Linked DNA regions of Mus musculus: all the other regions are linked to region 1. A link is a loop called in an ENCODE intact Hi-C map of the cell type or tissue named here. Cell type or tissue: left cerebral cortex. All regions are shown on one strand. Region 1 holds the start of Arx (aristaless related homeobox). Region 2 overlaps Pola1 (polymerase (DNA directed), alpha 1). Region 3 overlaps Pola1 (polymerase (DNA directed), alpha 1).

What was found. Hi-C counts contacts between places; a loop is a spot of excess contacts. Peaks named below come from ENCODE experiments on the same cell type or tissue, not always from the same donor. Only the 100,000 strongest peaks of a DNase experiment are listed, where the experiment ranks them.
Region 2: a loop joins it to region 1, with 3 times the contacts of the local background. A loop is called at or near these places in 12 of 42 quality-filtered maps.
Region 3: a loop joins it to region 1, with 2.3 times the contacts of the local background. A loop is called at or near these places in 2 of 42 quality-filtered maps.

Annotation. Positions count from the first base shown.
Region 1 is chrX:93,285,890-93,293,889 of GRCm38, forward strand. It overlaps Arx (aristaless related homeobox), which reads left to right and starts at 618. Exons shown (of 6, transcript NM_001305940.1): 1 at 618-670; 2 at 789-1,034; 3 at 2,654-3,536; 4 at 5,973-6,018. The coding sequence starts at 839. In left cerebral cortex, no CTCF peak of the experiment used is centred here; DNase peaks (open chromatin) are centred at 226, 557, 865, 3,655 and 3 more places; H3K4me3 peaks cover 4,437 bases; H3K27ac peaks cover 246 bases.
Region 2 is chrX:93,557,773-93,565,772 of GRCm38, forward strand. It overlaps Pola1 (polymerase (DNA directed), alpha 1), which reads right to left. Exons shown (of 37, transcript NM_008892.2): 25 at 4,098-4,247; 26 at 3,596-3,718. Among named protein-coding and RNA genes, the nearest start is that of Pola1, 70 kb to the right of the region's middle. In left cerebral cortex, no CTCF peak of the experiment used is centred here; a DNase peak (open chromatin) is centred at 4,197.
Region 3 is chrX:93,431,000-93,438,999 of GRCm38, forward strand. The region is part of intron 34 of Pola1 (polymerase (DNA directed), alpha 1); the gene reads right to left. Gm35587 (a long non-coding RNA gene) reads left to right here. Exons shown (of 3, transcript XR_878145.1): 3 at 2,785-3,707. Among named protein-coding and RNA genes, the nearest start is that of Gm35587, 34 kb to the left of the region's middle. In left cerebral cortex, no CTCF peak of the experiment used is centred here; no DNase peak of the experiment used is centred here.

The DNA of each region.
Region 1 (8,000 bases):
GAGACAGAGAATGTTGGGAGCGGATATTAACAAGAGAGCAACAGATAGGTTCTGGATGAAGACAAATAACTCTAGGCTTTGAGCCACAAGAGAAAAAGCAAAGGCTCAGACAGCAGATGGTTGCCTCTGACACGTCGGAGGTCCATTGGTCCTAGAAAGGATGGTGACTGAACAGCGCTGAGGTCAAGACACTGTCCTAGGAGGATAATGTCGGCATTGAAAGGCGCCAGGTTGATCTCGTACAGCTACAGGGAGCTAGGTCCTCTGGATAGTGGAAGGGGTGCCGAAGTCCAAGAGGCACCCACAAACCTAGCACCCAATTGAGCTACAACTAAGAGTATAACCCTAAGGACAAGAAGGAGCGACAAGAAAACGATATCAAAGTTTGAAAGTAGTTAGTTTAAAAGAAGAGAAAGAGAAAGAAAAGGAAATTTGGCTCTAGTGCGTGCCAGCTGCTAATCCCCTGCCCCCACACTCATAGGCCCCTCTCCGAAATCCAGTTCGCGCTTTGCGCTTTGCCGGCAGGCCTACGCAGCCCGGCCTCTGTCGAGAGCCAATCAGAGAGCGCCTCTCAGCACGTGGAGCAGAGAGACACCAGAGCTCCGCGCCCGCGGCTCACTACACTTGTTACCGCTTGTCCTGAGCGCGGAGAGGACGAGCTCCGGCTGAGGTCAGGGTGGGAGCCCGCAACCGAGGGGGACGGAAAGGAACAAAGATCGCAGTAATAACTGTTTTAATCAGCCATCCAACCCATCCCCAACACACACCCTTTTCATCCAACCCTCCAGGAGAGAGGAGCAGAGGTCCGCTCTCTGAGCCCAAGGAAAAAGCACCAGCCATGAGCAATCAGTACCAGGAAGAGGGCTGCTCTGAGAGGCCGGAGTGCAAGAGTAAATCTCCAACTTTGCTCTCCTCCTACTGCATCGACAGCATCCTGGGCCGGAGAAGCCCATGCAAAATGAGGCTTCTGGGAGCCGCGCAGAGCTTGCCTGCCCCGCTGGCCAGCCGCGCTGACCAGGAAAAAGCCATGCAAGGTAAGGTTGTGCCGGACAGGCACCTGCAAAAGAGCATTGGGCATTGGTTTGAATGTTTGAAACTGGGGACAAGGGGCCTGGGACTTGTCAAGTTGGAGACATAGGGAAGAGAAGGGAGAACTCTAGGGCCTGGGGCCTTAGAGAGAAGGACCGTCTCTATCTCTCCTTCCAGAAAAAGCAGGGGCCCAAGCTTCATTTGGGGGTGGGACTCTTAGATACTTAGATGCGATTAAAAGTCCCTTTTGGTGGCCTTGGGTGTGCCCCGAATGGCACTGAAGCAGCAGATGCTCTTAATTCCTTTAAAAGCAGCAACTTCACGGAGGCAAGAACCCCAAAAGCTAAGGAATGGTGGTGGTGTCTTCAGGCAAGGTGAACTTTGGCCTTTCTCCTTTGGAAGATTTCTTTATAAGCGGTGTTTTGTGTTTCCTTTTAGTTTTTAATTGTACATTATTGATGACCTTTTAAATGCGAGTGTTGGCAGAAAACATTACCCTAGGGTGCTCCAAACAGCAACTTAATGGATTCGAAATGCATGAAATGTATACCCTCTGGGCGCTACTTTTCTCTACTGTGTTAATTTTTAAGAGTTGAGATATCTAAAGTGTTTTCTTTTCTGAAATTAAAAAATCCAAAACAAGTGTCCTTTGGTCCTCTGAACTAATACTCAAGTTTCCCCATGAGCTGGATGCAGTAGTGTTGCAGGCAAAGAAGTGTTGGTGTCGTTTAAACCCTGAAGCCAGCGAGCCAGCAGCTACACCTTTGGAAGATCGGAGCGAAAGACAGAGAATGAGGCTTTCTAAAATAAAACTGACTTTTCCCCTTTTCCTTTTTTAGCCTGCAAGGGCACCTGTGCTAGGCGCTTCCTCCAAGGGAAGGAGCAGCCTGTGCCTGTTGAACCTCACCCCTGTCCCCGCTCCAGACATTTCTTTCCAAATTTTCTCCAGAAATTTTCTTTGCCATTTTGGGCTAGGGAACCCTGCCTCCTGCCTCTGTGGGCTGTTGGGACATGGCGGGTGCTCAGGGCCCTGAGACCCAGGCCGCTTCGCCCCGCAGGGGTCGCCCGAGGGGCAGTGCCCCTCTTGCTACCTTGGGGCCCATAGGACAGAACAGCTGGCAGAAGTCTGGCGCGAAGTTTTCAGAGTAGTGGTGATTTTTTAAAGTTGTTCGATTTTTAAAAATTTGCCCCACCCTAAAATGGAGAGGAGGATTAAAGAGAAAGGAGTGAAATAAGATAGAGGAAAAGTGGAATCATGAAGGCAAAAAACAGAAAGGCATTAAAGGCGAAAAGGACGAGGAAAGGAGTGGGGAGAAAGTAGAAAGAAAAAGAAAAATAAGGGGGTGCGAAAGGAGTACTACAAGAAAGAAAGAGGAAATAAAGAGCAGAATATGAAAGAAATGAAGGGACGAAGGTAAAAGGCGGGACCGGGGATGATGAGAGGACAAAAAGAAAAAATGAATCAGAAAAAAAAAAAAAAAGAATCCGGAAAAGTGTGCCAGGAAGGGGAGCTAAAGCCGAGGATAGAGGGCACGGAGGCGGCAAAGCAGCCGGCTCCCAACAGCTGCTTGGCGGGGGAACAAACGGTCGGGCTAATGCGCTGACCACTTTTCCTTGCCCGCAGGCTCCCCCAAGAGCAGCAGCGCCCCGTTCGAGGCTGAGCTGCACCTGCCACCCAAGCTGCGGCGCCTCTACGGCCCGGGCGGGGGCCGCCTCCTCCAGGGCGCGGCGGCGGCGGCTGCAGCGGCGGCGGCGGCCGCAGCGGCGGCCACGGCCACTGGCACCGCAGGTCCCCGTGGAGAGGTTCCTCCACCGCCACCACCAGCTGCACGGCCAGGGGAGCGTCAGGACAGCGCAGGGGCCGTGGCTGCCGCCGCTGCCGCCGCTGCCTGGGACACGCTCAAGATCAGCCAGGCGCCGCAGGTGAGCATCAGTCGTAGCAAGTCGTACCGCGAGAACGGGGCGCCCTTCGTGCCCCCGCCGCCAGCCCTGGACGAGCTGAGTGGCCCGGGGGGCGTCGCGCACCCCGAGGAGCGCCTCAGCGCGGCCAGCGGACCCGGCAGTGCCCCCGCGGCGGGTGGTGGCACGGGCGCCGAGGACGACGAGGAGGAGCTGTTGGAGGATGAGGAAGATGAAGAGGAGGAAGAGGAGCTGCTGGAGGACGACGACGAGGAGCTGCTGGAGGACGATGCCCGCGCGCTGCTCAAGGAGCCCCGGCGCTGCTCGGTGGCCACCACCGGCACAGTGGCCGCCGCCGCCGCCGCTGCTGCCGCCGCCGTGGCCACCGAGGGCGGGGAGCTGTCGCCCAAGGAAGAGCTGTTGCTGCACCCGGAGGACGCCGAGGGCAAGGATGGTGAGGACAGCGTGTGCCTGTCGGCCGGCAGCGACTCGGAGGAGGGGCTGCTGAAGCGCAAACAGAGGCGCTACCGCACCACGTTCACCAGTTACCAGCTGGAGGAACTGGAGCGGGCTTTCCAGAAGACGCACTACCCTGACGTCTTCACCAGGTATGGGGCTGGGGCTGAAAGGGTCCAGGAGGGTGGAATAGAGGGGGGTCTACAGAGTCCAGGAACCTCTCTTGGCTCCTGGGAACTGCCCTGGAGGTGCCTGGCCAAATGTGATCATCCTCTGGCTCCCCAGTACTGCCCCCCACACACAAACACACACACACCACAAGTATACTGGGGCTTTAAGTTTCTGTTGGTGCGGTTTCTTTTTGTCTGTTCCGAAACTTTAATGTTTCCAAATGACAAGTTTTAGAGCCAAACCGCCTCTCCGCTCACACACGGATGAGGCTCGGGCCAGGTTCTGGCCAGGTCCAGGAAACACTGCCCAAGAGCAGGCGCTATTTTTGACCCGTGGACTATGTGCACTATCTACCCCCGCCCAGTGGGTATCAGTTACGCTCTTCTCAGGAAAACTGGAGCCCTTGCCTTCAGAGAAGACCTTTAAAAAGATCCGAGTTTTTGTCACTTGGGGACTCCTGAAATAACCAAAGAAGTCAGAACTAAGCAGTGTTTGGTGTCTGTCTATACACCAGAAAGGCATCAGCCAGAATCTTCCTGTGTCGCTGTCCCCACCCCCATGGCCACTACACCTAGCAGGACTTTACTGTAAACGGGTTGATGGGGTGGATCAGGATTTTTGGAAACGTGGCAGACAGTAAATCAAGCAGCTGGGGGGCCAGGCATGGTTTTGTCTCTTGGACTAGTGTACTCTGCACTTCTCTATCTTAGAAACTTGGACCGGTGGGATAGGAGCCTCGGAGTCCCTGCCTATTCAGCGGACCTAGGAGTACAAGCAGGCTTGGAGCTTCCCCCACCCATAGGCCAAGATTTTGGCTAGGACTAGGAGCCAGGGTTAGGGGCAAATGTGAGTAGAAAGAAAGAGACCGGCCTCCCAGTGAGAACAGAGAATGAGACCTGTGAGCGCCTGGCTCGCGCACTCCTCAAGCCGGGCAGCTCCTTCGCAGGAGACGTGTGCAGCTTTTCAATGTGCATTTTCGAGGGGGAAAGCCGCCTGTCCTTTTGAACCAGAGAAATCTCTGCTTAGGACTCGAGGCCTGAGCCAACTCCAAAACATAGTTGGTCTGGCCGTTGCCAAACGCTTGTAGCCAGAAGCAACCAAAAAGTAAATTTAATGCAAACGAGGGCACTAAAACTTGGTCCTCCTCCGGGTCACTCAGTCTTTGAAGACGGAAATAAAACTCAAAGTCAGCGTGTGCTATCAAGTAGCTAACGGGACCATCGGCCTCGGCTTTTGTCTTATTTTATTTCTGAGTTTATCAGACATGTATACTTAACAAGAAGGAAAGGAGACAGTGTCGCTTAGCATCCAAGTCCGCCCTTTTTAGCATGTGGGGGAGACCAAAGTACAAAACCTGGGCAACTCCTCTTCACCGCCCCACCCCCATATCTTTCCAGCTCAGCAGGCCTATCTCCTGGGCTATAGCCCAGCCAGACTAGAGTTTTAGATTTGCCGGTGCTCTCTGCAAAGGGAAGGAGGTGGAAAGAGTGTTCAAAAGATGCTCGGTAAACTGATTCTTTTCTTGATGCTGAAGGAGTTTCAGGTGCCGACCCGGTCCGGCGGGCAGCACAAGCCCAGGCTCCAGGCTTAAGCAGTCTTGCTCTTTCATATTGGGGAGCAGAGAGCCAATTATTCTCGGCGCGCTCATATTTTCGGTAAACAGGTCGTAAGCCGTTTTACAGCATCTTAATGGTTTCCTATTTGCCTTAATTGTCGCAGTAATAACTGCAATAACGGGGTAGGGTTTCAGCTAAATTGACTTCCCCTGAGATGGGCAGGGTTTGTAGTGGGCACTGGAGTCAGGAGGTGCGCAGAATTTTGTTTAATCGAAAAATTACCCCACTGAACTCTTAACAAGCTTAACATATCTCCAGAGGGTAATGGGGAGTGTGACCTACAGGGGTAAGGGAGGGTAGAGGGGGAGGGGGAGGGGGAGGAAAGGCAAAGAGCTGCGAAGAGGGGTAGAAAGGGAAAGAGATCTATTTTTTTTTAAGAAAGCAAAACAAAGCCAAGAGGGTAGAAAACAAAAAATGGAGTTCATTGCTGAGCTCTTCTTCCATTTAGTATTTGGATAAAACAGGGTAATGAGCACTGTGCCTCTGTGTGTGTGTTTCCCACCCTACTCTACCCTAAGAGAGATTGAGACAAAACTCATTTGTCTAAGTTTGAAGACTTATGGACTCAAGAATTCATCCCCCCCCCACATCGCCACATTATATGATATAATATAATATATGATATTTTATATCTGTCACCGTGCTAGGTTTTTTTTTTTTTCTGTTTTCAAACAGTAGGCATTCTAGAGGCAAAGATCAGTCTTACCCATGTACTTGGGGTATGGACTGGAAGAAGCTGTCATGAAGGGGAAAGTGGCTGAGAGAGGGTTACTGACCTGCCTGGATGTTGCTTTCTTATAGGGAGGAGCTGGCCATGAGGCTGGACCTGACAGAGGCCCGAGTCCAGGTGAGCTCCAAGAAGGGAAAAAGGAGGGCTAGGGTGGGTGAAGTGGTGGTGGAGGGCCGCCCTTCAAATGGAAAGAAGAAAATCAAAATCTGAAAAGTAGACCCAAGCACTCACACAGGAAAAGATATTTCAAAAGCAAGCTGCAAACTAGGAAATAGGAGGAGAAGATTTCTGGCTCTGGAAGCTTTAACGTAGTTCAGGCTCAAACGGGGCTTTTCTAGTCCCTCAGAGTGCAACTCAGCCACCCCTGCCCCAACCTGGTACCCAAGGCCCCTATAGAAAACAATCCACCAGCCTTCTCCTGATTGAAATAATAGGATGGAGCATGGATTTGGTTGTTAGACAAATCCGCTCAGCTCCAAGCAGGTATTTGGCTGCGATTAAGTCTCCAATCGGGCTTCATAAAAGCCCACTTAGTGCTAGAACAAACAGGGCCATTTGAAGGCAAAATGCTGTTTGATTTCCCCTCCGCCCTGCACAAGGAGCTGGCTAATGCTATTTGATTTCCCATTTTTTATAGCAATGAGCCCACATTGATCTAATAGGGAGTGAGTGCAATGCTATTAAAGGTGTTTGCAGCCCATACCAGAGTGCATTTCCGAACCCAGGCCTCATAACCAAAGAGACGATCAACACTGGGCAGCCCCGATGGCCAACAGAAAACAGATGTCCTCGGGTTAGGAGCTGAGTGAATCACTTTACAGTCAAAATCAAGCGCTGATAAAGCACAATAAATTCCATATGGCTCATTTAATACACAACAGCTTCTTGCATTAGAGGGCTAATGATGAGGCTGGTTCCCTCCTTTCTGTTGACACATTTCTCCATTGTCAAACAGAGATGTGACAGCAACTCCACATTTTCAGCTCAGGGGAACAAGTCGTGGGAAAGTTAAATAACTTTTTAAAAGAAGGAGAGCGCCCCCTCCCCTTCTCCTCTCCCCACTATTCACTGGAGAAGATGTAATTAAGTGAATATGAATTATCAGAGTCCTTTCGTTTACCTTTGGGGCCTCAGAGGTATTAATTCAATAATGAGAAATTGCAGGGGACATCTTGATAATTGCAGTTGAGCCAGAGAGCCCAAGAGACAGAGGATCTCTCTTTAGAAAGGATTCCATGTTATTTAAGGCCCTTCTGCCTCTGCTACCCCCACTTCCCTTCCTTTATTCCTTTCCCTGTGATGGAGAAATGGTGGATATTCTTGTCTAGACAGATTGGATGTGAGAAAGCTACCCGCCCAGGCTAATCTAACTACAGTCTAACTTTTTTTAAGCCTTGGGTCTCCAAGGTAGAGTGTTTCTATAATGCACACATGGCTTATTTGAAGGTTGATGAATGTATGGGTCCCTTTTCCGAGAACCTTAAGTAAATCAACTAGTTTGGATTCTTGATTTCTTTTTTCTTGCCCAAGATGATTGTATAGAAGTCCAACCAAGTTTAGCTGCTAGTACAACTCATTCCTAGTCAGCTTGGAAATTTGAAAGATGTTTTTAAATAATAATAAAAAAGATGTTCCTCTGTCATAACTCACATCATATTTTAATATAATTCTGTATAACCCTACTGCTCATTCTGAATTTTTAGACTCATGTGCAGTCACAAACTCAGCCCTAAAAATATTGATGCCTTCTGAGGAGAAGGCACACAGCTTCTGAGCTGTGGGAGTGATGAGCAGGTCACATAAAAATGATTTCATGCTCTTGGGGAATATTTTTAGATGATGGTGGCTGCCATGTTTCAGGTAAAGGGCTCTCTATTCAAAGTGCTTCTTATTAACAATTAGGAAAATACCTCCGGCTGGAAACCTCCTCCGAGCCGCCCGGAACTACCTTATTTAAAGAACCAAGTGAAAGCACATTCCCCCTCCTGGGGGAGGGGTGAGCGGGAAGGCAGTGTTTGCCCTGAAGTGGGGCAAACCCTGCCCTCTGATTTCCTGTGCTCAGGTGATCCTGCCTTATTCCTTCCAGTAGTCAGTGATGT
Region 2 (8,000 bases), 270 kb after region 1:
GTTATAAATCTGATTTTTAAGAGTACAATCAGTAATTACTTCAGTATTCTAACAGCCATAATACATTTACTTACAGAAATTTTTAGGTCACCAGAGTCAAATCTGCATGATCCCAACAAAACTAAGCAACTAAGTACTCACAAAATCTACTTAAAAATAAAAAAGGAGGAAGACTTTAAGATCATACCAAAATGCAAAATTTCATGCCTCCCCAAATTGTACATTTATCCATATCCAAATGAAAAACCTTATAATTTTCTCAAAGTCATGTCAACAGGTTTCCTTCTCATTTCAACTTGAACATTAATTTAAATGGGAAGTTTAGATGCAAAAAACTATTAAGGTCTTCAGGCTACTGTATTATTTTGTCTAAACTATCTTACGAGCAAAGCAACAGTTCAGTAAGTTGCAAAGGTATTGCAAGTTCTCAACTTCATCTTTCCTACCTCTTTAGTAATTAAAAAGTGCTTGAGGCTGGGCAGTGGGGGGTGCATGCCTTTAATCCCAGCACTTGGGAGACAGAGGCAGGCAGATCTCTGAGTTCGAGGCCAGCCTGGTCTACAGTGAGCTCCAGGACAGCCAGAGCTACACAGAGAAACCCTATCTCAAAACAACAACAACAAAAATGCTTGACAGGTGTATATTTGCAATTAGAGCACATAAAGGGGCTTGGGTTCAAGGTCAACTTGTGGTATATGGTCATACACTATCTCAAAACACAATGAAAATCGTTAAAAACAACAGACTCCAAAATATATAGGAAAATGATAGTAAAACCAGAGAATAGTGTCAGTAATACTACCACCAAAACATTACCAATAATTTTTATTTTCGTAAATAACTTCTATAGAGATCTTTGGAGCTTCCAAAGTAAGAGTTGCAGAAAGCAGATATACTATATACTTATTGTTTCTCATTAACTTCACATTAAAGATATAATTCCAACTCTGTAGAAGGTATTGTATATGGAAAGGAACACATGAAAAAGAAAAGGGGGAATGCAGAAACTACGAATGTAAATCGCATGATTAATTCTAGATTTGTCTGAAATTCTTTTTAATGAACTAAAAAAAGGTTTTATATTTTACTTAAGATATATTATCACTATATTTTATAAAACAAAACCTAAAAATTTAGCTTAGTTCTGTTACATGTTGATCAACAAAAAGTAAAAATTGGGTTTCAATTCCGTATTAAGTATCCAGCCAAAAGAAAACACTGCCCTTAAAATATAACGGATTAGGGAAGTAGGAGAGATCATTGGACAAATTTGGGGCTTATCATTATCAACGGTGCCCTTTTAAGCTTGTGGATTTCTAAGCCAATGCAGAAAATGTAACAACAGGGATTTCTCAACAGCAAGAGGCACTCTCCAAGGGAGTAAATTGTCAACTATTGCCTCTCGTAAGAAACTTAAGAGTAACCTTGATCCAATCTCAATAGTCAACCTATGTATTATCACCCAGTTGGGGCATAGTGAGTGCATTTCCTAATACAAAAATAAGATGGTATTCTATCAGAACCCACTGGAGATATATATATATATAGAAACAAAATTTAAATAATTTTGAGGTAAACTTAGCCTAAGAATCTGATCTTACTTCAGCTAGCCTCTAAAATCATCTATACATTTGTCATTTTAAAAAAAAATAGGGTCCATGTCATATGTTGAAAAGGGGTCTAGTAATAAGATAGATTATAAGGCAAAACTGCACTTGCAAAAGCCATTCTCTAATGGTGAAGCCTAATGCAGTAAAAGATTTACAATCAGAAAGATACAGGTTCAGTTCAAACTAGCCCTTCACTATCCTTTACCTCCTTGAATCTTAGCTTCTTCATTTACAAAACAGAATACTACTACATGCCAAAGGACTCGGGTGTAGTTTTGATATGATAATGCATAAAAGAGCTCTTAACATGCCATCTTTATTCAATACATGGAGTACCCTTCTATGTCTTAAGCCACATATCTGAGATAAGGCTGCAAAAGAAAAGTGACTTGAAATATCATGACATTTGTTTCATGTCACAAGTAGATGTATACTGATGAATACAATAGTCACTCTACACGTTACCCATTCAAATTTAAATTCATTTTAATTAAAATTACATAAATCTAAAAACCAAAGTCCTCATCTATTCATAATAACCAAGTATGAAGCGTTCCCCACCCACTTGTGGCAAGAGGCTATTGCATATAGATAGTATAGATAAAAATCGCTTCTCTATCTTTAAAAGTTCTGCTGGACAGAGTTGCTAAAGCCAACATTGTCCTGAAAGTGCCAAGTGTGGCTTTGCAGGCCACATAAGACTTTATCCTGACTACTCAAGTCTATAACATAAATGAAGAAGCTTGGCTCCACTTCAATAAAACCTTAGTTATATAACACAGAACAGGTTAGATTTGGCCTATAAGCCAGCATGCTAAAGATGAGTCCAGACAATCAATATCACCACTGTATACTATGCTTAAAATTAAGTAGCATTAAGTTCACTAAAAGAAAACAGTATCTTAATGTACTTGACTGAATTCAATATTTAATATAACCATACCTTTACAGATTATAAAAATAAAAACCTCTACACAAAGCATTAAAGTAGATGAACTTAAAATGTTCATAAAGTGTTAGTATTTAATGGTAATTGGTCTATCATCCTCAAGTATGTAAATATATAACTCCAGCCATGACATGGCCCTAGAATTGTGAACTCATATGCCCAAAAACATGTTGAAAATGCATAGAAATCTGTTACCACAAAGACAACACATAGAAACTGGAACTCTTGATCCCTGTTTTCTCCCTTAGTAAAAATAAAAGGTTCCATTAGCTATTCTCCTAATTCTACCTTTCTCTCATATAACACATTAAAGTTATCAGTTAAACACATAAAAATTAGCTCCATTATGTTAGCATAACTAATCCAATCTAAGCCTAAGCTAGCCTCCAGACAGTTAAGGTCAACACCACCTTAATTATATGAAGAACATTTACTTCTAACACCATCCTAGGCATTTTTTTAAAAGATTTATTTATTTATTTAATGTATTTAAGTACACTGTAGTTGTTTTGTCTTCAGACACACCAGAAGAGGGCGTCAGATCACATTGCAGATGGTGTGAGCCACTATGTGGTTGCTGGGAATTGACCTCGGGACCTCCAGAAGAGCAGTCAGTGCTCTTAACCACTGAACCATCTTTCCAGCCCCATCCTAGGCATTTTTATTCTTATTCAGCTGTTTTCCCAAACTATGTTCCCCCACCAGTCTAGGTCAAATATAAGCTGTACATAATACTTCACATTCTTTATTGCTTACAGCAAGCCTGGCATATAGACATTCAAAGACTACATGTGTGTGTTCTCACAGGGAGAGAGAGAGAGAGAGAGAGAGAGAGAGAGAGAGAGAGAGAGAGAGAGAGAGAGAGAGAGAGACGGGGAGAGGCAGGACTGACAAGTGAATTCTTATTCAAATGCCTATTTGTCTCAAACTTACTCTAAAGAAGAAATATTTGAAACTGTAAAAACTAGGTAAAAAAACTTATCTCTCCCATATTGTAGCATATATTTACAGATGGCAATTTTATTTTGCAATTTACCTCCCTTCCTTTGTATGTCACCAAGGCAGCCAGTGGTTTAGCATAAAATCTGCTGTACGAAAATCCCAGGCAACCATACATACTGTTTGCTGTGAGCTTCAAAGCCTTCTGTCGGATGTCATACTGCAGGTCAACAAAGACAAAAGATATACAATACCTGTAAATGCTTAAACATTACATTGGATATCCTTTTAGATCACAGTGAGGAGAACCGATCAATCCTGCGTGGTGGGGGGGGGGGGGGGCACTTACTGCTGTTGCCTTATCCTCCGAGAAGCAAGCAGACAGATCCCTAATTTCCCAAGATTCTGTGAGATCTTACTAAGATTTTACAGCTAGAGAATCCTTCCATTCTCAAGCAGTCTAGCACTTCGGAATGGATATTATCCAAAATAAAATAAGCACATACACTTGCCAACACCATTCTATTCATTCTACTCCTCAATAATCAAGTGTTAGAAGCTGAAACTGTCTCCTAACACCTTGCAGAGAAAAGACGTACCTGAAGAACAAGGTCTGGATTTAAATCTTGCTGTTTCATTAGCTGTTTGACTTGTTTTCTCCGCTCTACCAGTTTCCGAATCTCTCTGGGCAAAATGCCCATCTCTAAGTTTGGATCTGGCAACTCAGGGATCTGTTCTTGTTCCTCATCCTGAAAAACATACGATAGAAATGTCAAATAAATTATGAGTCTTTCCTGTATGAGGAAATCAATAATACATGAGCGGTTTTAAAAGGTGCTGATCTAAGTGTGGTGGTACCAACCTGTAGCCCCAATACTAGGGAGGTTGAGGCAGACAGATCATAAGGTCAAGGCCAGCCTGGGCCACATAACATGTCCCAGATCACTACGGGTTACAGAGTAAATCACTGCCTCAAAAACCAAAACAACAACAGAAACCACAAAAGAACCCAAACAAGAAAAAGATCTGTGTGGTCATAAACCACTGACCCCCTGCCTGCAATTCTATCAGCTTGTGCTGCTGTCTCTACTGCTCACACTTGTTACTTACACATTTCAATTTAATGTAAAAGGATGGAGTTCACAAACATGGAGCAACATGTCTGGGAAAATTGTTTTTAAAATACAAATGCTGATAGACTTCTAATATTAAAAAAAAAGCAGCAAAATTCTTGTTTTATAGCATTTGTATAACCAAACAAAATGCTACAGAATGTTTCACAACAACTACTGTAAATGCTGTTAAAAATATAGAAGTTCTATAGGTCATGACATTTCTAAAACTTAATGTACATAATGCGTGCACGCACACACACGCACACACACACATACATAATATTCCTTAGCATTTATTGAGTACCTTTTACCTATAAATTGCTTTGCAATCACCAGAAGAATAGCAACATTTTAGAAAGGCAATCAGCAGTCAACTTATATTAAAATTTATAGCAGGAAAAAGCAGGGAAAGCATTAGGCCTTTTTTTCTCAAGCCTCCATTAATTCTATTAACAGGCTGCAAAGAACAGCCAGGCATAGTTACCCTTTGAAAGATTCAAAATTAAAAATAAACCTTTTGGCTTAAAGCATGTCAAGTCAATGCAATTTGATAACCCAGCCTTTACAATGTACCTGATTTTATAATGATCAATATCATAAAATGAACACTTATAGGGAACTATTGTTTTGCAATATAGAACATGATGTGAACTTATTAAAGAGAACATCCACTGTATTTACAGCACCTAGAGAAGTCACACAAAAGGTAAACTGAGCTCTTGTCTTCGTGCTCTAGCTCTGTCCTCTCCTCCAGCTCCCCTCCCCCTATCCCACTACCCCCTATCTCTTTCCAGTCACGGCTGGCCTCCACTCCTCTGCGTGCTCGCTCTCTCTGTCTCTGGCTCGGTCTCTCACTCTGTCTCTTTTTCTCTGTCTCTCTCTATATTACCTCTCAGCTCAGCTCCTCTCCCCAGGCCTGAATAAAGTGTATTCTATAATACAAAAAACAAAAGACAAAAAGGAAACTGAAAGATTCTTGGGTCAGGACATTTAGAATTCCTCTGAAACCCTAACAACACTTCCAGCGTGACACTAACTGCTCCCTCCCTTTGATATAATGCAGAATCACAAACTGCCTCATGCATAGTGCTTCTTTTTTTTTTCTTTTTTTTTTGGTTTTTTCTAGACAGGGTTTCTCTGTATATCCCTGGCTGTCCTGGACCTCACTCTGTAGATCAGGCTGGCCTCAAACTCAGAAATCCGTCTGCCTCTGCCTCCCGAGTGCTGGGATTAAAGGCGTGCGCCACCACGCCCGGCAGTACTTCTTAAGATGACCTCTTGGGTCTTTCCACTCTATTATATACTTAGAACCCAAAATAAAAATTTCAAATAGGCAAAACACTGGTGGGCATCAGTTGTGGAAGAACAATGATAACTGTGACTGTGCTTAAAAAATAGCAGGACAGAGCCAAAGAGTATTTATCAACAGCGGCTGCTACTTTTAGGGGTTGTTTGTGTAATAATTTCTTTTTAAAATTATCTTGTAGTCCCTCAGATAGGTCTACTCTTAGCAAACAGGTTTTTAGAAAGTGAAACCATCCTTGTGAACAGAAGTAATGGGACCAGAGATGATGACGAACTCAGTCAAGTCTACTCTCTTCTGGGAATCTGAAATTGGAACTGGAAAAAAAAAACAAATCCAGACATGCTGAAAATAAAGGGTAGATAAATTCAGAACCTGTAGGGCAAATGGGGTCTCAGAGGGAAGCAGGAAGAGGGAAGAAGAGGACAAGGGGGTAAAACAAATAAAATGTGATGAGTAATAATTCTGTCCTATACTGAGTCAGAATTTCTTATCAGTGCAGAAGAAGCTACAAGCACAGATAAAACAGTATGCTAAGTGAAACAAGCCACACATGAGCAAACTTCACATGCTGTAGGATTCCAATTACACAGACTGTCCAGAGCAGGCAACTATACACAGTCAGAAAGCTTGGTGGCTTCTGGTGAGAAAACCAAGCTCCAATAGACAGTTCCAAACTCAAGGTCACACACTGCCTTGATTAAGCTCAATAGATAGAAAAACAAAAAGGCATCATTGTGGAAAGGAGGTTTGTAGGGAGAAAGGAAATAAGGGAAGGTGAGGATGAGAGTTAACAATGCATCATATACTACCAAAGAATTATTAAAATAGCTTTAGTTTATAAGGAGGATTAATGGCTAACTACAGCTAGGACCATAAAGGAAGTTGATAGAGGTGACAGCTAAACATTTTAGTTTTGTGTTTCTTTGCTTTTGTGGAATAATCACCCTGAATGAAGTAATTGTTTACAAACTCTATAAAGAAACTAAAACTGGGGATACAGTCAATGATACAGAACTTGACCAGCACATGCAGAGCCTTGTATCACTCTCTTGTCCTGATATAAATAAATGACTGACTGTATACCCACTTCAGCTTTCTACTGTTAAATGTTGGAAAACTATTCATTTTTAACTTGAAGACTTTGCCACTTGTGTCATTCCACAGTTTATGAGGATTTTCTCTATTAAGCTCCAGCGTAGAGTTGTCTGTAAATTTTGGTTAAATCCATTTTAGTGTTTTCATTGCTATGGCTGTATAATATATATACATATATATCTGTGTGTGTATATATGTGTGTATGTCTGTACGTGTATATGGATACTTGTGTGTATGTGTATTGTGTATATCTAACTGTGTGCATATGTGTAGTGTGTGTGTTTGTGTGTGCATATATGCATTTTTCACTGTTGAGTTCAAGTGTTTTAGCATGACTACAGGTTCTAATAAACCTTTGACATTTAGGGCTATTAATTGCCGTCTCCTATCCCTATCATACTTGCCAAGTAGTCCATTTAACTTTACCATACAAAGTAATAAAGTTATATTTCTATACAAAAAAAGAAACTAAAAATGACACACTATAAATAGGTAGACTGTATAGTAAGTAAACTAAACCTCTACTACATTGCTTTAGCAAAGATACAGAACCCATCTAAGTTTCTTTTTTATCAGCCCTCATTTTGGATGAATAAAAAAGTACATAATTAGGGCTGGAGAAGTAATTCAATGGATAAAAATGCTTACTGAGCAACCATGACAACCTGAGTTTGTATCACCAAAACCTTGGAAAAGAGCAAAAACAAGGATCAATGACTAGTCTGCACAAGTGAGTATGCAGACTACAGAAGCTATTCAGCTTCTTAGACAAGCCCTGTTTCAGGCCTTCATCTTCAGCCAGGAGGCAGGTCCGAACTTCGAATATCTGTGCACCTTCCCTGCAAGAGGAGAGCTTGCCTGCATAGTATACTCTGATCACTGAAACTCAGGAGAGAGCTACACTCCCAGGTCTGCTGACAGAGGCTAACAGAATCATAGGAAGAACAAGCTCCAGCCAGAGACAGCTAGAACATCTAAGACAAGAG
Region 3 (8,000 bases), 150 kb after region 1:
TCACAATGTAACATTCTTCAGAAAATGCCTTAGAAATTAGAGGTACTGTAATTAATCTTTTTTTTCTTTTTTTTTTCTTTTGAGGAGTAGAAATCAAAACAATGGCACACATTACAACCTTTTCAGGCAGGGGACATCTTTCGATATTTTGATAATATGTATTTTACTTTCTTGATTAGTTACACATGCATGGTGTCTCTATAAAATGCACCCTACATCAAAAGTCTAAATGGTAAGAGAAAATGTTCCCTTTAATATCAATGACAAAAGGGGCAAACAAGCCTTTAGTAATTTTTGATCAAATGAAATGGATAGATGATAAACTAGGCATAAAATCCCTATAACACTTAAGTCCTTTAAGAAACCCATAGGTACAAATAAAACACTTTATAATCTGTCCAGAATCCCTTCACTTGTAATAATTACCTAATATACCTGCCTTCTTCCCAACCTTAATAGTTCCTTTTCCAAAGTTTCTATTTTTCCTTTCTTGACATTGGTTTGTTTAGGTCTAAAAGGCATGATGACAGCTAGCCTCCTATAACTTTAATAAATTACTCAAAACCCTAAATCAGAAATTAGAAATATCTAGCAGATGGACTACATTTCTTCTTCAGTTTACTTCCCCATGTCCCCTATAAGATGGTAGCTTGCAATTAACAGGAAACCTGCCTGATATACTATCCCCAAATTCTTTCTTTTCAATTTGAAACTCTGGCTGCACACTAAAATCTCCGAAGGAGCATTAACACAGGTGGCTGGGCACCATCTCCAGGGCTTCTGACTGAGGGCTGGGCTGGGCTGGGCTGGGCTGGGCTGGGCTGGGCTGGGGCCGGAGAAGCAGCATCTTTAACAGGTCTCCAGGTGTGCTGTTGCTGATTTGGGTCCTTACTTTTAGAATCACCAGTGCCTTTTAGAATGGGTACTGGTTTTTTGTTTTGTTCTGTTTTTGTTTTTATTTAAAGAAAAAAAAAAACAATCCATGAGCGATGCTACTAGGCAGTCAGGGTTGAGAATCACTGCTCTGCATTACTCTCATCTTCTCTCTGCTGTCTAAGATGATTTTCTGAACAATGCACTTTATTAACAGAATTATACTTCGGAATAGTCTCTCTCAATTTCTTTCTCATTCAATATTTACTTTTTTCCCTCTCTACATACTGCTTATGCAGCTATTCTAACTCTCTCAAGTTCTCCAGACAGTGTCTGATTTAGCAAAGCCTCAAATCAGTCTTAATTCTACCAATAGAATAGACTGATTCTAAATGCTTTATACCAAGTGTGTAGCTTAGTAGCAATTTGAAGAAAGCAACAAAGACATACTCTAAATACATCCTCTAAATATGTCTCTAAAATATGAAATGTTCTCCTCTAAGAATAAAAGTATTTTAGAGGAGGGTTTTTAAATAAGTGTATATAAGAAGTGACCACAATTAACATTTTTGACAGGTAGCATGAAATCATGTATTTTAACCCTAAATTTTAAAGGTGGAAGAGACTTCAGAGCTCTTTACACCTAAGGAAAATAAAACCTCCTAAAAGTCAATTCCTTGTACTAATGCCTAGTATGTGAACTGAACTTCCAGTCCAATGTTCTTTTCTTTACACTTTCTAACATGATGCTCAATACATCAGACATTAGAGCTGCATGCAGTTCTTGAGCACTTGTAATGTGGCTGCTCCAAACTCAGATGTGATGCAAGGGTAAAACTACAGCTTCCTGATATTTTTAAATATGCATTATAGTCTGAAATAATTTGGATATATTGTGCTAAGTTAAAAAAGTATATACACACGTATATTAGCATACATTAACAATTCTTGATTAAAAAAAACATAAATGGGGACTAGAAACTTAGCTCAATGGATAGAGTACTATCCAAGAAGCCAAGAGTTCAATACCGAGGACCTGCATAAACTGGGATGCATGGGACCCTGTCTCAAAAAGAAAAGTAAAAAAAGAGATCATTACAAGAGTGTTATATACACTGTTGTAAAGCCTGTTTTATAAAATATAAAGGTAATACCCTATAAATGCATACAGATTTGCCCAGGAGTTGCAGTTGCCTGCCTTTGGCCTAGTTTTCCCTACAAGGTGGTTCTCCTTTTTTGCCCTGAATTGAAAGGGGACTTTAATTTTCAAATAGGGAATGGTTTATTTAACCTCACAGCTTCGTGAAGAGAAAAGGAGTACTTTATATATGAAAGTAGTCAGGCCCTGTTTATTAGTGCATTGTTTGTTGCTCATAATTTTTTTTAACTTAATGGCATGCATGTGTGTATACATAAATGCAAAACAGAAATTCTATTACTGATGATTTTATGTGTATTTGAGTATTTTGCTGCATGTATCTCTGTGTCTAGTGTTGTGAAAACCAGTGGAGGGCATCAGATCTCCTGGAATTAGAGTTACAGTTAGGAGGTGTCACATGAGTACTGGGATCTCTAGAACCTAAGTTCTCTAGACATCCAGTGTTCTTAATCACTGAGCCATCTTTGCAGTCAATATAAATTCTTTTAAACTTATAGTCACATTTACTAATGTTTTCCTCTCTTTTTGGAGTCTGAAATTTTTATTGTTTCAAAGTGTTCTCAAGTAGAGCACAGAGGATTTTTAGAGGCGTCAAACTACTCCATGATACTACAATTGACACTTGCTACTGTATATTTCCTTACATACAATGTTTAACACCAAGAATGAGCTGTAAGGTAACTATGAACACTGAGCCAATGTCCACACGTTCATACGTTCACATACTCATGATGGGCATTCCACTATAACAGATGTTGTGAGGATATGCAAGTGATGAAGCTGGAAATCTAGGAGAAATTATTGTGATCCTGAAACTATTCTACACAATCACCTGCTTTGAAAAAGACTTCCCAAGGTTAGTACACCTTTAACGTGTCCTTCTCTGCCCTGAAGGAGGAAGGAGAACATTCAGCTATACATTTTTCAGATGATTCTTATCTACTGCTATAAATCATCCTCTTATAAACTACTAATTTCAATTTTGGATTTATTTCTGAATTCTTCTGTAGCAATTCTATTCAAATCATTAAATACTCATAGGGGAAAAATAGTCACCCTATACTCCTATAGTAGTTTTTATAAATCTTTTCATTGTTTAAATTTTGAAAAAAAAAGTGTACAAAAACTGTGATATAACTAAGAATGTATTTTTAAGATGTTTTTCTGTCTTTCTATATTTTATAGTTTTCTTTACATTTAGCATTTAAATATATTCTTTCATATCTCATATTCACTGTCATTTGTATACATTAAATTTCTTGTTACACTTTCTAATTGGTAATTGTATAGCTCAAAAGCTACTGATATGTAATTAATTTTAAAAATATCATTCTTAATAATTTTTGTCTTTTATGATAAATTTCACTGAGTTTTCCAAGTTTATAGCAATCTACAAGTAATGCCGTTTTTCCTGCCCTTCCAATTTTTAAAATATATTTCTTGTTCTTATGACGGTTAGCTCTTTGACAACTCAATACTATTGATCACCATTTCTACTGGGGTGTCCCTCCAACCAATTTCACAAGAATCTTCAGTTGTACACCCATGAGTTAATTCATAGATGGATTGATCTCTGTGCTGAGAAAAGGTAATTTGATTAAGATCATTACAAAGCCTGTATCTTTATCTTTGTTTCAAAGTGCCTAAAATAAACTTGCTGCTGAATTCAGTTTAAGGTCATTAAATGGCTAACTCATGACTAAAATATTTCATTTGACAGTTAGAGATTAAGTACTCTAAAGAGCTTCTAGGCTTAATATGGATTGAACGTAAATTCAGCTTTCTTATTCAATCACACCTCTTTAACTCAGTCTGAAAATATAGTGAAATAGTACAATATAATGTGGCATAGGAGTGGTCTCAGTTTGGGGAATCCTATACTTCTTTCAGACAGACTAGTGCTAAAACAGACTATATAGTAATGGTTATTAAGGTTTGCTTAAGGGGAAAAAATCTCTAGTTTTACAACATATTGTTATTTTACCATAGCACCCTAGACTGTATTAAAACTTACTGCATAGCTCAAGCTGGCGTCAAATTTGTAAACCTCCTGTCTCAGTCTCCCAAGTGCTGAAATTACAGATGTACACTACCTTGTCAAGCACAAAATAATCTCATTACCCAACTGTTATTAAGTCAGACTATCATATTATTGCACTTACCATTTAACAACATTTTCAAAGTGCTTTTAAATCGGTGAAGCAAAGATTTTTAGGTTAGTAAAACTACTCTATATGATACAATAATGGGATGTGTATAGCAGTGTACCTTAATATACAATCCATAAATACCATATAAAGACCACATAAATATAAATGTTATAGATGCCTATTATACAGTCTTACCCTAGATGTGGAATCAGGTTCTGTGGGTATGATACCCAGCAATTGGTTTTATGAAGTTTTTCAAAGTTCATGATGAATAAGCCTTTCATATAAAAAAGGCTTAGTAGTAAGAGCTCTTTAGACTACTGAATCTCTACCCATCAAAGGAAATCAAACTACATGGCATACTCTACCAGGCTGTGAAACACAGAAACCAGGTTAAGGAAGAGGGCTAGAATGATGGGCAAATGTGTTATGCATAAGCACAATTATAAATAAGCTCAGTTGATACATCCTGTCATTGTGTTCAATATGCTACAACTCTCAAAACCAAAAGATTAAATAGAATTTTAAATTTACATTCTTTTTCAATTCCTAAGTTGGAAGAAATATAAATCTTCCATTTTAGGATGCTTTCATATGTAACTGAAACAAATTCAAAGAATACTAATTTACCTCCCCAGATGTTTTGACCTTGCTAGAACCTGCTTCATATTTTGCTCATTTACAGCAAGGCTGGAATGCTTCACTTAAGTGTGGAAATGGTTTAGACATGACAGTTTAGTTGCTAACATACTGCCCACTTCTGATTTGACTCTGAAGCTTAAGGAATGCTTCTTGAAGAAGATTCTCTTTAGTTTTATATAATAAAACTAAAGAATTTGACTTTCTTCTTTTAGCACTGTCACTGAGTGTACCTCTGGGAAAGCAGAAAATGAGTCTGGAGTAGGCCACTAATTTCCTAAAAACAGAGAAGTCTTTACCTAATCAACCCTTCTTCCTAGGCACACTCTTGGGGTGTTTGAACCTCTTCCTTTTGAAGTCATATAGGTTCAAACACACTAGGAAGGTCTACATTAAAGCACAACTTGAACTGTTCTGTCTGGAGGAATCACTTTGAGACCTGGAGTGTGAGAAATTGAACATGACTTCAAGAGGAAGAGGTTTGAACACACTAGAATAAAATCGGGGAGGTTTGAAGATAGAGAAGAAAACAGAAAGTCACCAGCCAACTTCTTAGACCCTGACAGGCTCACTGAGCTTTGAGCTTCTATGGCCTAGGAGAGTCTCTGAGAAACTACAAGGGCTGGAAAATTTTTTTCTTGATGAAATTAAGCTCTGTGATATTAAGAGTAATTCAGATGGCCACGCTTCAGCTTCCTTCAGGCTATGAGAGGTAAGAGTTCCAAAGCCATCAATGCCTTTCTTCACTGTATCCAACCCTCCTTACAAGATGCAGGTAAAAGAAAAAAGTCAGCATACTGCTTTGAAGCAAACTCTTCACTTTCTGAGTCCCTGGGTATATTCCCATGAATAGAGACCTGACTCTTTTATAGAATAATAATGAGCACGGTATGTAAGGCTACTACTGTCTTAAGTTGCCTTCAGGTACTTGTGCAAACAAGTACAATTCCCGCATACACAAACTCATCTTCTCTCCTTCTCTAAGGCATGCATGCATCTGCATGCACATTTTAATCAGATTGACTACTGGTAGATAACTGTGACTACCTTCTCACGTCCCTTCATAACAAAACTCGGTGATGATTACATCAACTAAATAGTGAATATTTATCCAGCACATATGGCCTGTTGGATAATGAAAGTTAAAGCTAAGGTAGTAGTATATTTTTTAGAAAGATAATGCTAAAAGTTTTTTAATCCCAATCATTCCATTTCCCGGGAGTTACTAGGCTTCCTACTAGAACAAAGAACTCAAAGCATTGCTCTCTTGCCTCTTTTCAGGGCTTCTCAAAGTTTATGGCTTTGAGAAGTAATATCATGTCCCAAGTTTTCAAATCCTGATTTTTTTTTTCCGAGACAGGGTTTCTCTGTGTAGCCCTGGCTGTCTTGGAACTCACTTTGTAGACCAGGCTGGCCTCGAACTCAGAAATCCGCCTGCCTCTGCCTCCCAAGTGCTGGGATTAAAGGCGTGCGCCACCACGCCTGGCTAAATCCTGAAATATTTTTAATGTCACTATAAAGTGACACAGAATCTTCTCACTACTTGAGCAGTTTATGAAGTATGTTTGATAAAAGTTCTATCTGAAAGCTGCAGAACAATCTAGCACCTCTTCTATGATGATGTAGGAATGAAAATACACCACAGCTTTCCAATGAACAACCAAGACAAGTCCTCTCATTTGGCCATTAAAAGGAGCTCAGCAGTACCCATTTAACCTTTTCCCTAACATGAACAACATTAAAAACGATTCACTTACGAACTTAGCAAACAAAAAGTATGTTTCACCTGGAAATGCCACAGAGAACTACCATTATGCCATAATTCAACTTTGTGTTATTCAATGCAACCTAAGGGGTAGCTTTTGTATAGTACAAAATATGAAACTCCACATTTCTGAAAGGTCATGGAAACACTAGGAGATAAAAAGAAAGTGAATTAGTGAAAAATGAATTCAGTGAAGATTTTTATATTAGAAGTCAAAGTTAATACAGTTCCTTACTAACAAGGTACCATCGATCACTAGAAATGAAAAGCTAACGTTAAAATGGTCTTTCATGTACATGCTTAGATTTCTCCCTTCACAAAGCAGATAAAACGTTCCCCTTTCTCTCTGTGCTTATAATTTTCTGTTTGCTTTAAAGAAACAATTTCTTGAAAATGTACCTTCCTTGTTAATACCTTCCAACGACTCAACTCCAAAAATGTGGAATCTAAGAACTGAAAAAGATTTAGCTTGATATTAAATTATATTTTGTTTCCATTAAAACAACTTTCAAGTTCACTACAAATATTAAAGTAAATCACTTCTTTAAAAAAAGGTCATGAATGTGTTTATTATAAAAATCAAATCCCATACATTATAAAGGTTTTGTGTATTTAAAAACAGAGAAAGACATTTCAAGTAGAAAACTAGCATAGTCTTTCTGAAGACTACATTAAAGCTCAAGACTAAAGAGATGCAAAAGAAAGATGAAGTCCTTATGCTAATCCAAGGTAGGCAAGGAGCATGGAACAAATCAGACTAGAACTCTGAAGAACTCCAGGTCAAAAGGAGATATAGTCAAAGACTATTTCTAAGTTAAAACTCTTCATGAAATAAATACAATTTTAAAACCTCACTATAATTAGTACAAAAGAGAAAGGTTTCCTGGACTTATTTAAACTATCCACTAACTTGAAAGAAAGGAAAGGATAGTCATTTTATTGCCTAATAATCTACTCAAATACACACACACAAAAACCCAAGCTTTCAAAGATATACGATAAACCTGAGTTAAAAATGTTTGTTCTAAATTAAGCCACTTGTACAAATTCAAGAAACAAAATCAAATTTACGGAAACTGATGCTATAGAAACTATGAAAACACTAAATTAATGGCTTAAGGTATTTTTCTTTAGTTTCATATTCAAATAATTAGCTAACAATCTACATCTATACTGTAAATCACACAAAAATTATTTTATCATTGGAGCAACATATTTGGAATAATCGATTTTAACAAATCCATTTTAAAATAACTTAAGAAATAAAAAGCATAAAGAAAAAAATCTTAATATGCAGTTTGGTAAAGTTCAAGTCAGCCTTTGAACAACACGTTTACCTATCCAGTAAAGCTTGTGTTAATGCGACGTAAGAGTTTGGCAAATTCAACTTTAATGGAGCATAAAAGTGCTTTTG